Regions from separate parts of the Homo sapiens genome. Here region 2 is linked to region 1. Evidence: chromatin contacts called from ENCODE Hi-C data. All regions are on one chromosome and are shown on one strand. The core of a region is the stretch at or near the end of the contact, and the rest is flanking DNA. Distances in the headings are between cores, read along the strand shown.

Evidence for each region. A loop is a pair of places that touch in the nucleus more often than their neighbours do. Pooled maps may share reads with other maps.
Region 2: a pooled map shows a loop between it and region 1 (11-fold over the local background). The contact joins the enhancer-like site here to the promoter of IQGAP2 in region 1. A Hi-C loop is called at or near these places in 2 of 37 single-sample maps with no recorded cell type and 3 of 50 pooled maps.

The regions. Positions count from the first base shown.
Region 1 is chr5:76,399,155-76,406,190 of GRCh38, forward strand. IQGAP2 (IQ motif containing GTPase activating protein 2) reads left to right here and starts at 4,131. Exons shown (of 36, transcript NM_006633.5): 1 at 4,131-4,437. The coding sequence starts at 4,392. RefSeq lists silencers at 3,813-4,162, 4,333-4,442 and an enhancer at 4,096-4,596.
Region 2 is chr5:78,755,103-78,762,138 of GRCh38, forward strand. The region is part of intron 3 of LOC124900191 (a long non-coding RNA gene); the gene reads right to left. Among named protein-coding and RNA genes, the nearest start is that of LHFPL2, 110 kb to the left of the region's middle. RefSeq lists enhancers at 1,946-2,005, 2,576-2,625, 5,312-5,441, 6,037-6,136. Within about 2 kb of position 3,174, at least 4 of the 41 ENCODE cell types and tissues checked have a DNase peak (open chromatin) inside an H3K27ac peak, as active enhancers do.

The sequences.
Region 1 (7,036 bases), core at 2,881-5,380:
TTAGTAAGCACCATTCAGATTTTGTCTCATTCATGCATAAAGATCAATAAAGAACTACAAGGGATTAGCAATAAAACTATAATCAGAACTATTGCCTGGATACAAAATGGACCCCAGGGTCTATTTTGGCAAATAGATGATGGTAACTTGGGGTCATTTGTAGTACGTCCTTTAGTGTTCACCTAGGAAAAGACAACATGTATTTGGTAAAAGGCAAAAATGTTGAAAACTGTAGTTCAATTTATCAGTTTCTGTTGGGGAAACTGTGTGGACTCAGATAAACCCAGCTCTGCCATATACTACCAGTCTCTATGAGTCTGTTGCTTTACCGTTAAATAAGGATATCTCTATCTTCTTCCCAGAGTTGTTACCAGAATGAAAGTAACAACTATTTCTAGTATAGTGACTGGTGCATATAATTTATCATAGTAAATTCATGATTGCAACAAAATAATTGAGCAGCTACTACATGCCAGGCATTGCTACACATCCTGGACACATAGCAATGATGAATTAGACCAAGTTCCAGTTGTCAAGAAGCTCAAATTCTGCCTGGCATGGTGGCTCATGCCTGTAATCCCAGTACTTTGGGAGACAGACACAGGTGGATTACTTGAGGTCAGGAGTTCGAGACCAGCCTGGCCAACATGGTGAAACCCCATCCCTACTAAAAATGCAAACACTGATTGTTTCATTCATTTCTGATTCTTTTTAATTTTTTTGTAAATTTGAAGTTGAACTGTAACAGTTTTCTTTTTAGACATAGGAATCTCCTTTGCAGTAAAGCGTACTTTCTATTTCTTTTCAGTATCTCTCTTTTTCTGGAAATGGGAGCAAGTTAGAAAATTTTAATAGCCCAAGTGCTCCCAGTACTTTGAAAAAGGCTTGAATAATTTCTTTCCTATGATTTCCTCATTCCTCATTTCTGGCGACAGTCACTATTTTGGGTATGCATGTAAAATTGATCAATAATGTGATATTATTGGAAAATAACCAAGTCATCTCAAAGGCAAATATAATATTAAAGTGTGCTAAGATTTTTCCTGAGACATACTTTTTTTCCCTTTCGATGCTCTTGATATAATCTGTTATTTTAAAAATTGCATTTTCCCAAACACCTTTATTTCAACTTGTCAAAAGAAAACAGATGGGCCTTAAAAACAAAATTTTTTAAAATAATATTGCTTAAAAATTGTTTCAGCATGTCTAGTAGTTTATTAGTGTTGTTTTTTGTTTTACATTAAACAAAAAACCTTGCTTTCTTGAAAACTTTTTTTCACTAGATGGCCTTCATTTTTGTTTCTAATATTATTGCAAGCACAATCAGATGGCAAAGTAAGCTGACGCATTGCCTTGTACCTATTTGAATATTCTCCAGTATCAAATCCTAAGAGAAAATAGTCCAGCATTCTGCAGACAAATTTCTTTTCTGAGATGCTGAGGTGAAGTGGCCTGTGAGACAGTATTGTTATTACCCAATGAGTGCAGACCAAAATGCCCATGATTAATGCTAGCACTTGCAAAATAACAAGAGCATTTGCCTTTCCAATTTCGTCTTAGTGTTTTAAGTTCTTCATAAAAACATGACCCACGACAGGGCCTTGAAGCCACCTCAGATTCTTCAAAGAGCTGACCAGCTAGAACATGAACTTAGAACTACTGCCCTCCCAATCACCTATTTACGCTTTAACCTTCACTTTCTACGATTAACAGATATTTACTTTACTTAATCTACTTGTTAGTGTGTATAATATCTATACATGTTGATGGCACCAACTTGAGTATATTAAAACACCCCCTTCATCTCCCTTACTGATATCAGCCTCATTGAGGCTCTTCTTACCTCTCTCTTCAATCTCTGTCCAAACACCTTCCACGGGGCGTCAACATCTCCAAGTTGTCCCATCCCAACCTATCCTATGACCTGCTCCAATATTCTCCTTCCCTAAACTCCCTTGCATTCTGCAGCTTCCATACTCAAAACCTTTAAGATCTCTTGAATGTTTCTACGATAATCTCCGGTCCTCTTAGCCAGACACTCAGGGCCCTCCACAACCTGATGACAACTTCATAGCTCCAATCCAGTCCAACCAATCCAGCTCCAACCCAACCTTGTGCTCCACCTCATTGTTTCTTTCCCTTGGATGCTCTCCATCCAGCTTTTACCACACTTCCACTTCAAGCCACACTTTCAAACCCTGTCACCTTCCTGGACCATTTTAGTTCAGAGTGATTTTTTCACCCACCTCTAAATATATAGACTACTCATTTATTTGGGCTCTAAGTCATACACTCATACGAAAATTGTTATGTGTAAATACTTAATTGTTAACACTTGACAAATGCAACAACAGAAATGGAATGAACTTTAGACATCATTTAATTCAGCATCTCCTGACATGCACGAAAATCCCCTTCCACATTTCTCCTTTGGGTGAATATCAATTGACAGGGTGCCGAGCCTCAAATGTGGCCATTTCGCCTCTGAATTGTTCTTAGACTGAGAGGCATCTGCTTTTTAAGAAAGGAAAACTCCATTCATCCCATTCCAAACAGGTGAGAATCTAATGCCATCAGGGAAAAAAAAAAAATATTTTGCTATCCCGTCTGAATTGAGAGTTCCCTGTGTACAGTTTACGTCCCTGTGAGCATCTACCACTCACAGAGCCACCCTAAGCACGCTCTGCAGTGTCAGCATCACCTGGCAGTATGCTAGAAATTAGAAATGCAAATTCATGAGCACCAGCCCAGACCCATTGAGTCGGAAATTCTGAGGGTGGGGCCCAAGAATGTGAGTTTCAACAAGTTTGAGAAGGACTGCGTCTCCTATATGAAATGGAAAACAGCTGCTCATCCTCTGTATCCTTGCATAATAAAAAATGATTAGTGTCACTATGCCACCATTTCCTCAGCGAAATAATTTCCATCCCCCCACCGCCTCCGAGGGTCTTGCACTCTCACCCAGGCTGGAGTGCACTGGTGCAATCACAACCCACAGCAGCCTTGTCCTCTCGGGCTCAAGCAATCCTCCCACCTCAGCTTCCTGAGTAGCTTGGGACTGCAGGCGCAACCACCACGCCCGGCTAATACGGCTAATATTATTTTTTCATTTTTTGGAGAGACGGGGTCTCGCTATGTTGCCCAGGCTGGTCTGGAACTCTTGGGCTCAAGGGATCCTTGTGCCTCGGCTTCACAAAGTGCTGGGATTACAGGCGTGAGCCGCCGCGCCCGGCTCTAAATAATTTCTTATCGCCCTCCCTCAGTTTGTTTTTCCTGTTATCGGGTCACCCACACATTCCACAATTGTCAAATAGGTGAGGGCACAGGTACGGAAGCGTCCCGCATTCCCTCCAGATTTTATCACGCTGAGACACAAAGAGAAAAATAGCTCCTGGCGACCGCATGAAAACCCCGATTTCAAAACAGCCACATGCAGTTTAATTTCCTTAAAAGCTTAGCCGGAAAAGGTTTCTGTGGCTTGCGACCCCAGCTGGGCTTGAGAGAAGGCTCTGCACACTGGGGCGGGGGCGGGCACAAGGTGATCGGAGGGAGGGGGATGACTCGCAGTTGTGTTTTGAGTGGTTGCCTTGGGTTATCTTGTTCCTCCAGCACACACACACTCAGTTTCTTGTCATAAGGGGAACCCTGTTATTTTGTAGACAAAAAGTGACAGAAGCAACTTTCGAAGCAAAAAAAAAAAAAAAACAAAAAAAAACAAAACCAAAAAGACGAAGAAGAAGAACAAAAGTCAACGTGAAATCTCCCCAGAGGAAAAGGAACCGCGCTGTTTGTCCCTCAGTAACTGAGCAACACCCCGGACACGAAGGGCTCCCTGTGACTTCTGCGGTTTTTCTTGCACTTCTCCGCGTTGGTTCACTTCCACCCTCGAAACTCTCCAGAAGCGAGAAATAAGGCGGGGTGGCCGCCACCCCCAGGCCACCAGCTGTGCGGGGGCCCCAGCTGCAGGGGGTCCCGGCCCAGCGTCCCTCTCGGCCCCTTCCCTCTCCCCCGGGGGAGAAGGGGCGGGTCCACGCGGCCTGGGCGCTGCGCCCGACACGCGGTAGGGGTCGCTGCGTCTCGGCGCGCGCTCCCACCGCGGTGAATAACGGGGCCTGGCTGGAGGAGAAAGGAAACCTGCTGCGGGAGGCGGCGGCGACCGGCCAGGGAGCGAGGGAGGAGAGTTCACTTTTACTTCAGTGTCAGCGCGCGGCGGCCGTGGCTGGCTCTGGCGAGAGAGCACCGAGGGAGTGGGTCGCAGATCTTCGGGCGGCTAGGGGAAATCGGCGAGAGGCGGGATCCGAGCGCGCCGGCGGGGCGCAGAGCCCGCGAGCCTGGCCAGCGAGGGTAGCCGCGGGGGGCGCGCCCCGGGCGGGCCCCCGGAGACGCGCAGGATGCCACACGAAGAGCTGCCGTCGCTGCAGAGACCCCGCTATGGCTGTAAGTGCGCCGGGCGCGCGGGGTTCCTGCTGGCCTTGGGGAGCTCCCTCCCCGAGGACGGCGTTGGAGAAGCCGAGGGAGCCGGTTGCGCGGCGCAGAGGAAATTGGAAGGCAGCAACTGCGCGGCTGGCAAAGTTGGGAGCTGGAGTTGCAAAGGGCAGTGAATCGCGTCCCCCCGCTCCTCCCGCCCCCCAATTCCTAATATCCAGCTGGCAACCCAGACCCTCCACTCCGCATACCCAAACGGGGTGCGCGGGCAGTGCGGGGATTGCGCTCTGGGACAGACCAGGTTGGGATTTTAGGGGTATCAGGTGAGGAGTCCGCGGAGCTCCGGGTCGCCGCCGGCTTGGGCCAGGGGGTGGCGTAAGGCACCGGATTCTTCCAACCCAGAAGGGGAGGAAAGTTTGTTTGCTGTGGCTACAGGTGGGCACCGCAAGTAGGGCGCCGGCGCACTCTGCTAGTGCAAAGCCGGCTTGACTGGAAGGGCGGGAGTCTCCTCCTGTCCCGCGCCCTCGAACTTCACCTGACCCGCTAGAGCCATTGGCCTCACAGGTGTAAGTCCCTCCCCTCTGAAACCCCCCAACCCCTTTCCCCCCCGCTCCCCTCGCGCGGGAGGATTGCTGTGTGGAGAGGACGCGGCACTAGGCTCCGGGGAATCCGGCGGGAGCCCGCGTGACTTGAACGAGATGGTGTCGATTACCCAGCCAGGGGCTGCCCTCGGAAATAGGTTGCTTTGGCCGATCGTGAGTGGATGGAGCCAGATTAACACCAACCACGTGGCTTCATGTGCAGAGTTCAGAGTCCTAAACATGTGCCAGGAAGCATTTCCTTTAAAACAAACAGAAAGTTGGCCTGCTGTCTCTCCAAGGTGGCCCTGTCAGTGAACCCAAGGCCGAAGACCACAGGTTAATCTTTGCCCAGGCTGGCCTTGGTGGCAGAGGTACCAGGTTTGGGTTAAGGTGGTGATACCTTCAGCAGGGTGTTTTGTTTGTGTGTGTGTGTGGTTTTGGATGGTGCGTAAGGCCACTGACTTGCTTAACTGAAAAAGGGCTCCTCAACTTGTGTAGGTTCTTTCCCCTCCTCCCCGCTGGCGTGTCAAAGATGGGAGGTTATCTTTCCTGTGTTACCCTTGCAGTGAGGGGGAGGCCTGAGGACTACAGCCTCTGTACTCTAATGCATTCAGCAGTTGACTGAGACCCAGCTTTTTGCCTTTTGGTAAACCACACAGACAGCAGAGCCTCTTGGGTTCAAGAGGGAACGCTGTGCTCATTCAGTGTTTGCAGTGCCAACCTCAGGTGGGACCCAGCTTTTTGCCTTTTGGTAAACCACAGATACAGCAGAGCCCGTTGGGTTCAAGGAGGAATGCTGTGCTCATTCAGTGTTTGCAGTGCCAACCTCAGGTTGGTGGAAGTACTTTAATGTGACCAGCTCTCAGAATATATGGTGGCTTCACTGTGTCAAATGATAAGATAACCACAAACTTCTGCAAACTAGGTGAATCTACATGAACAAATGATTTCTTGCTATCACATGATTGATGTCGGCCCTCATGAGCAATAAATAGTGCAAAATTTCCGTGAATGTGGTACATGAATGCAGCATTTCTGTCAGTCCCTGCATGTGCATCTGTGATGCTGCTTGATTTTCACGGAATAAATCTGTGTTTTAAGTGCACTCCAGAAGAAGCTATCAAGGGAGTCCAGATCTGGCAAGCCTGAAGCCCACTCCACAGGGCCGCTTTCTTTGGAAATCTTCATCCAGCTTTCTTCACCAATGTGGTGTAAGGGGGTGGTGTGCCATCTTGTTGGAATCACTCCCGGTTACTTTCCCTCCACTCATCAAGTGCTGGCATTCAAGTTGGTCACTTAACACTGTCAAAATGGAAAATATTTGCCTATGTTTCCAGACTTTCTTGTCACCCTGAAATATTAAGGCTTTAATATGACAGTTATCTCATTAAAATGAACACTTTTATAATTTTGGTTTATGAATGGTGTATTTTCAGTGTATTCAGAACATGATATCTAGCAGAATAGATTTTGGCGTTAATAGGCATTACCTAACATTACCTATTCATGCAGAAGAGGGCTATTTGGTGTGTTAGTGTAATTTCTGGTTGTTGTTGGCTTTCTGAGCCTCCTATCAACATGAGACTGAAAATCGTGCTGTGAGCTCTTCATGGGAAGGCTAGGGAAGGATAACACAGGATTGTCCTTGCTCTGTTGTGTTCTAGGGCTGTGCTTTTTCTTGTTTATTGGTTTGGTAAATACAGTTTCAGTAAAACCTCAAATTATAAGAAACAGGTGTTACCCCTAGCATTTAAAAATAAAGTAGCAATACATTGTAATTTCAGTTCTAGTGCTGAACGTTCTGAGTATAAGATGTTTGAGACTGGGCTTTAAACACAACTTTTTGGTAGTTTGAATTAAGTTGTCTATTGCTTATTTTGGGTCTGAGCTTCTGTTCTGCTCTCTCTCCTACCCACTTGACTCCTCATTTAATTCAGTAGTTCTTACACAAAGTAACTAACTCAGCTCAGGGCTGCTATGGTCTTTCTCCTCTGTACCAGACTGAATGTCTGTAAAAGGCCACATAATAA
Region 2 (7,036 bases), core at 1,924-4,423, 2.4 Mb after region 1:
AAAAAAAAGCGGGGGGTGGAGATGAAACCAGAACAAAACTCGCAGGTGGCAGTCTAGGTGTCCATTAACAATTACAGAACAATTGAAGAACCAAACCCATCTGAAACCCATTAGAAGCAATGTAAGTGCTACCATGCAGTCACCCCTCCCACCTTCCCCCAACACCAAGTGGCTTCTCCTCAAGGCAAGGCCATGACATCCACATCTGGGTCCAAAGAGTGGCGTGGGAGTCACAGCTTTGGTTTCTGGAGTCAGTTAGAACCTGAGTTCAAATCCTGACCCTGACATTTACCACCTGCATGACTCTGGACAAATGTTTTGTGTTCTCTGTGCCTTGGCTTTCCTGTCTATGAAGTGAAGATGATGGTATTTACTTCATAAGTGCTTGGGAGGATAAATGAGACAGTTCACATAAGGTGCTTAGTGAACAGTGAGAACTCAAGAAACCTACATTATTATGTTCTGTGGTGTTCCAAATATGCAGGAGCCGAAAGCCATTTGTGCTCTTCAACAGATGGAGCTACATGGATTTTCTCCCCAACGTATTATAAAAAATTTCAAATATACAAAAAAGCCAAAGATTGTACAGTGAATACGCATATACCTACCACCTAGGTTCCACAATTAGTATTTTGCTATGTTTTTTCACTTATCTCTTATCCATAATCCATCTTATTGTTTGATACAATTTAAAGTAAGCTGCAGACATCAGTACTTTTTAGACTACATATTCTATAGATTTCTTAAAAAGAAAAATTACATTCAGTGAAATGCACGGACCTTAAGTACACCATGCATGCATCCATCTTGACTTCTTAGTAAGTGTCCAGCTTCTGTTGCCATAGAGATGGCTTTGCTGTGGGTTGGGCTCTGCCAGGGAACAGGTGGTGGGTGATAGTGGTGGGTGGTCTGGGAGCACGTGGGAGGAGAGGGTCTACCCCTCTAGAGGCTGCTTACTTTTTGAGGCCCAGCAGAGCTCCCAGCTCCCCAGGGAGGTGCAGATTGAGTTATGCTCCTGTCACTATTTCACAGGTTCAAGCCAATTTTAAAGGTTATTTAGTTTTCTCAATGTAGAAAATCCTGTTTCTGCTTCCCTAACAGATGGTGATTCAGTCTGTTTGCATGCCTTGGGCAACCTCACTATGTTGGCTTTCCCAATTTAGAAGTTCTTTCTAAAGATGAGCTGAGATCCTTCCTGAAACTCAGAAGTTCTTCCTTCTGGAGACAGGTTCAAGATTCCTGCTGAAAAAGGAAGCCTGTTCTCTCATGTGCCCTTCATTTTCTCTAAATTGAATTTCTCCAGGTCATTCCATCCTTTCTCATTTGGCACTTATCACGTTCTGTCTTGAACTGTTAATTAACATTTCATCAGCTGGGTGTCTCCTTAATGAGGTTTCCTGCAGTCAAGGACCACAGCTAAGGCTTCTCTATGTATGGCAGCCTGAAGGCACTGCCCACCTTGAAGGTGCTCAATGAATGTACTGATTGATTTAGGTGGAAAAAGAATATTACATGGGTTAGATATAAATGTAATAGATCTTCGAGTCCAAACAATGAGTTTTGCCCTTTAAACATAGTTTGGACCATATATTATGTGTAGGGATGTATGTGCATCTCTTAGTCTATATTCTGTAGAGGAAACAGCCATAGAATATAACACCTAATGAAGAGCCTTGCTTATTAAAGTTATAAATAAAAACAGTGTTCTACCAGCTCTATGTTGTCAAGGCAGGGCTGCCTGAGCCACCATGCTGTATACTTTGAATTATTTGCATCATAATTTTGGGGAAGAAAATCCTGCTGTCCAAGAACCTCTGAAATATAAGGCAAGTCTTAACACTTCTCCCAGGGATGAACTGCATTTGAAATCATATTTCAATCCAAGGTACACCCAGAGCTTTGTTGTGAGAGAGTTCTTCCAGTCCCTAGACCTATCTTCCAAACAGTGTCTCACTGTTTCCTGTAAAGGGCAGTGGTTTCTACTGGGCTGAATACATGAAGAAAGCCCAGTTCCATCCAAGTCTTCTCCACTCACGTTCTTGCCCATTCATTCACAGGAAACCCAAGTTGAAATGGCTATAAGTAAACTTTCTTTGATACCATAAATGCCTGCACTTGGGACAGGCAAGGACTCTGCCCACTCGGCGATTTACATCTTTTCAGGTTGTGTTTACAGAAAGGAACATCTCCAAGCTAATTTTTACCAGAGCTTCTCTTCTCTGCCTCCCATGAGACCAAGTGTTTGCCAGAAGCCGAGTCATCACTCTGACAACATGACGGTGCCCCTACCCTGCATGTGTTTCTTTTCTTCCAAAACCAATAGAAAAAAACCCCAAAACCTATGTTCACATGTGGTTTTCATGAAAGGAAAGAGTTGTTGACACCATCCAGATGGGGACTGGGAGGCGCTGGTTTCCAGCCTGAAGCTGGGTAGGGCTCTGGGTGAGCGGGATTAGGAGACTCTGATATACTTGGGATGACTCATATCCACTGGGGGCTTAGGAGATGTAAAATAAGCCTGTGCTAGATTTTGCTGTGAAACTCATGATACAAAGGCACATCTCCAACACACCATGGCATTCAGAAGGGCTTCTTTAAGGAGACATCTTCAGAAGGAAAAAGAGCAAATTAGAACTTCAGTGTTTTTGGAGAAGACTCCCGGCTACCTCACCTGTTGCATAAGGCCTTGTGGCCAGCCCGGGAGTTATAGACGATGAGAGTTACTGGTTGTTTTCTAGAGAGGCACAGTCTAGTCTTGTGGAGGGGCTGAGAGGTGCTCTCTGAAACAGCCAGACCAAGAAGGCTGGGGATGTGTGTCCATCATGCTGGGGGTGAATTAGCACCAAGGATCAAGACTGAAGAAGTCCAATTCTGTGTTCAGTACACTTCACATGGAGCCTGGGATAAGGTGAAATAACCTGCTGGGTTGGCCCTTGAGATGGATGGAAAGTGAAAGAAGGGATAGGAGGTAATCAGGAGTGTCCAGGACAATTGTCCTGGACAATTTCCTCGATCGGAAATGGTACCCGTGCTTTTATTTTATTCGTTGCTCAGTGCATAATGAATCTGTTTGGTTGAAATGAAAGGATAGCATCTAGGAAAACAGCTGCCTTCAAAACAAAAGTGATTTTGCTTTCTGGAGCTGCCCTATCAGCAAAGGCAGTTTCACCTTCACCTTGGGGTCAAAAAGATTTGCCTCTTGAATGCATGAGTCAAACCTAAACTGTGTCGGATTTTTTAAACCTATGACCTTTAACCACATTGTTGATTCACAATGTCAAAAAGCTTCATTCTTCTTTTGGACTGGAAAGTTTAAACATACTTAGCACAAAGTTGAATCCTGGGTCCACATTTTTAAAAAAATTACCTTTCTAGTTCAGCTAGAAGAACCTCATTTTAACAGAGCACTGTTTGAAAGACTGCATAAATTATGACCAACAATAACAAACCTTTTTAAACAAACACATTAGAATGTATAACCAAAATACATGTGAGTTTTAGTCACATGATGCTATTATTACTCAAATTATTTTCAAAGTTCCTCTTTCAGAGTGGCCTTGAAGACAACTTGAACAGAAGCAGAAAAATGTCACCTGACTTGATAGTCACAGGTTTGCTTCCTTGATCTCATCCAATTTTCTGCCTTTCACATTCTTTTTGCAACTTTAACCTTGCCCTTCTCCCCTCTTTCACTTCATGAACTAATAACCATGGGACTCCCCCGCCCAACCCTTTAAATATATTGTAATGATGCTACCTGGGAATGGAAAAGTCCAGGAGAAAGACTATGGGGCCAACAACAGCTGGGAATCAGAGAGCCCCATGGTGTATGGGGCGTAACACCCAATATTCCTTTGGGTATTAAGTGCATATAAGAAACATAAGAGGAGGCTGGGCGTGGTGACTCATGCCTCTAATCTCAGCACTTTGGTAGGCCGAGGCGGGTGGATCATGAGGTCAAGAGATCGAGACCATCCTGGCCAACATAGTGAAACCCTGTCTCTACCAAAAATACAAAAATTAGCTGGGTGTGGTGGCACGAGCCTGTAGTCTCAGCTACTTGGGAGGCTGAGGCAGGAGAATTGCTTGAATCCAGGGGGCAGAGATTGCAGTGAGCCAAGATCGTGCCACTGCACTCCAGCCTGGGAGACAGAGTGAGACTCCGTCTCAAAATAAATAAATAAATAAATAAATAAATAAATAAATAAATAAATAAATAAATGAATGTAAGAGGATAACTGATCAAGTGTTCTCTACACAAATCACCACCAGTTGAACCCCCATTAAGGCAGGTAATAGTCCTTGGCTATAGACAAGAGTTGGTACCATGCGCCTAATGTAGGTCTGGATTTGGTTAACATCCTTTTGTGCAACAGGTCAGAGAAGGACTGATAACCAGAACACTGGCAGGCTGTGCTGGAACTGCTTGTTGCTGGATGGCAGGGACATTTGAGGCACAGAGATAAGAAGGGAAAGAACCAACTGTTGCGCGGATTCCCTCAATGGCAGCAGCTGTGTCTTAGTCTGTTTGTGCTGCTAGAACAACATACCTGAGACTGGGTAATTTATAAAGAACAGAAATGTATTTTCACAGTTTTGGAGGTTGAATGTTCAAAATCTAGATGCCAGCAGGTTCGGTGTCTGGTGAGGCCCAGTCTCTGCTTCCAAGACATTGACTTGTCGCTTTGTCCTTTGAAGGAAACGCACTCTGTGTCCTCACATGGCAAATAAATGGAAGGGCGAAAAGGGCCAAGCTAGTTCCCTCCAGCATTTGAATAATGCGCTAGTCTCATTTACGCGGGCAGAGCCCTCCTCCTGGCTCATCACGTCCTAAATGTCCCTCTCTTAATACTGTTGCATTGGGGATTAAGCTTCAACATGAATTTTAGGGGAAGAAAAACACTGAATGCATAGCAAGCTGTAAGAGAGACTTATGAGTTGTCTTGGGCCAATGTCTGGGAAAGGATTAGTTTGAGGGAGTTCCAGTATTGTAGAGCTACAGGAGGAAAAAGTGCCAGGTCAGGGTAGCTGAGAACAATGGAGAAATTGGGGGATAACCTAGATTTGGAACTGGAAGACCCACTTGGATTGTTGTGAGGATTAAATGAGATCTTTATACAAATAATTTGAAGCCACAAAATTGTTTTTTGTTGATGCGTCATTCACCATTTTCCTCATTCACGAGGAAGGCAACAAGCATTAATTTTTCTGGCCCTCCATTAAGAACCTGTCTACATCCTCACCTAGCTCCTGAGCGCCTTGCTTTTTCCATAGCTTAGTGAAAGCCTGCTCCTGTCCTCACCCTAGGCTAATTCCCCCACCTGTGCAACACCTGTGCTCTTCTAGGGCCATCCCTTCCTACTTTGTGAGTTCTTGTTCCGTCAGTTATGCCTCATTTGTTCACATTCTCAGCCTCTCCTTTCCTCTTCCTCATTATCATTCAAACATGCTCTACTATCACCCAACTTAAAAAAAGAGCAACTTCCTCCTTTATGGCACTATGTCCCTATAGGTACTTCCTTTTCTGCATTCAATTTCCTCTTCACAGTCAGCCTTCTGGAAAGGGCGGTCTCTACTCACTACCTGAAATTGCTTAGTCCCTTCCTACTTGAGCTCACTTCAGCTTGGCTCCTGAATCCATCGCTGCACTGGAACTGGTTTTGTCAAAGTGACCAGTGACCACCCCTCACCAAATCCAATGGGCACTTTTTCATTCTTCTATTAATCAATGTTTTCTAAACCTCTTACTCAGCTTCTATGGGAACTTTCTCTCCTATTTTTCTCCCACTTTTCCAACTGTTCTGTCTCATTTATCCTCTGCCATCCACTTCTCAAACATTGGGGATTCCTCTTGGCCTCTAGGGGCACTGCTGTTTCTTCAGCTCTTAGGAGAAAGCTGGTTGGCACACAGTTGGTTCACAGTCAAGGACCTTTCTTGAGCCAAAGGGCTTGGAGTTGGTGCTTTCTTCCTCTTGGACCTGGCTTTGGGGGTTCAGCTCTCCCCAGGTGAGTGGTCTAGTGAACCAGCCTGGGGCTGCCCCTACTGGGAAAGAACCTGTCCTAAAGGTGCAGTTTCCACCAGCAATGCTCCAGCCACCAGAACAAACCCCAATTTATTTCCTCATCCTTATCCTTTTTTCGGCCATGCCATTTCTAGAGCTCACCTTGCCTCTTTAAGGGATAAAACAGAGCTGAGATTTGCATCTGGGCCTATGAGGACAGGGAATAGGTGGCCACTCAGTTTGCTGGATCTGTCTCAGATCTGTCTATTACCGGCCAGAGTGGCTCCTTTAGTTAAACCCGGAGCCCCACGGATAAGTCTCCGCACTGAGGTCAGGGGCTAAAGCCCTAAAACATCCATTCCTTGGGGGCTTCCTTTGCCTGGTTGCATTCTTTACAAAGTTATCTTCCCCAGGATCCTACAACTGTTTATGTGTTGAGGTTCTTGGAGCAGGCATTCACAAAGGCAACCTATCTGACCAACTGGTATCCACAGCCTCTTTTTTTCTACACATACTTGTTCTTTTTTGTTTTTTTTTTTTTGAGATGGAGTCTTACTGTATCACCCAGTCTGGAGTGCAGTGGCACAATCTCGGCTCACTACAACCTCTGCCTCCAGGGTTCAAGCAATTCTCCTGCCTCAGCCTCCTGAAGAGCTGGGATTACAGGTGCCTGCCACCATGCCTGGCTAATTTTTTTTGTTGTTGTTTGTTATTTTTAGTAGAGACGGGGTTTCACCATGTTGGCCAGGCTGGTCTTAAACTCCCGACCTCAAGCGATCCACCTGCCTTGGCCTCCCAAAGTGCTGGGATTACAGGAGTGAGCCACCGCTCACCCGGCCTTTTTTTCTACACATATTTGTTCTGAGATATCTGATCAAACACTAGGGCTCCAAATACTGCACGTGGCTGGTAGTACAATCTCTAGAACAAGAACAGGGCCTCTGACCTCCAGGCCACATGTTCTTGCATGATCAACACATCTAAAAGTCAACTCATCAAAACTCCCCAAAGTCGTCCCTTCTCTCTTTCCATTC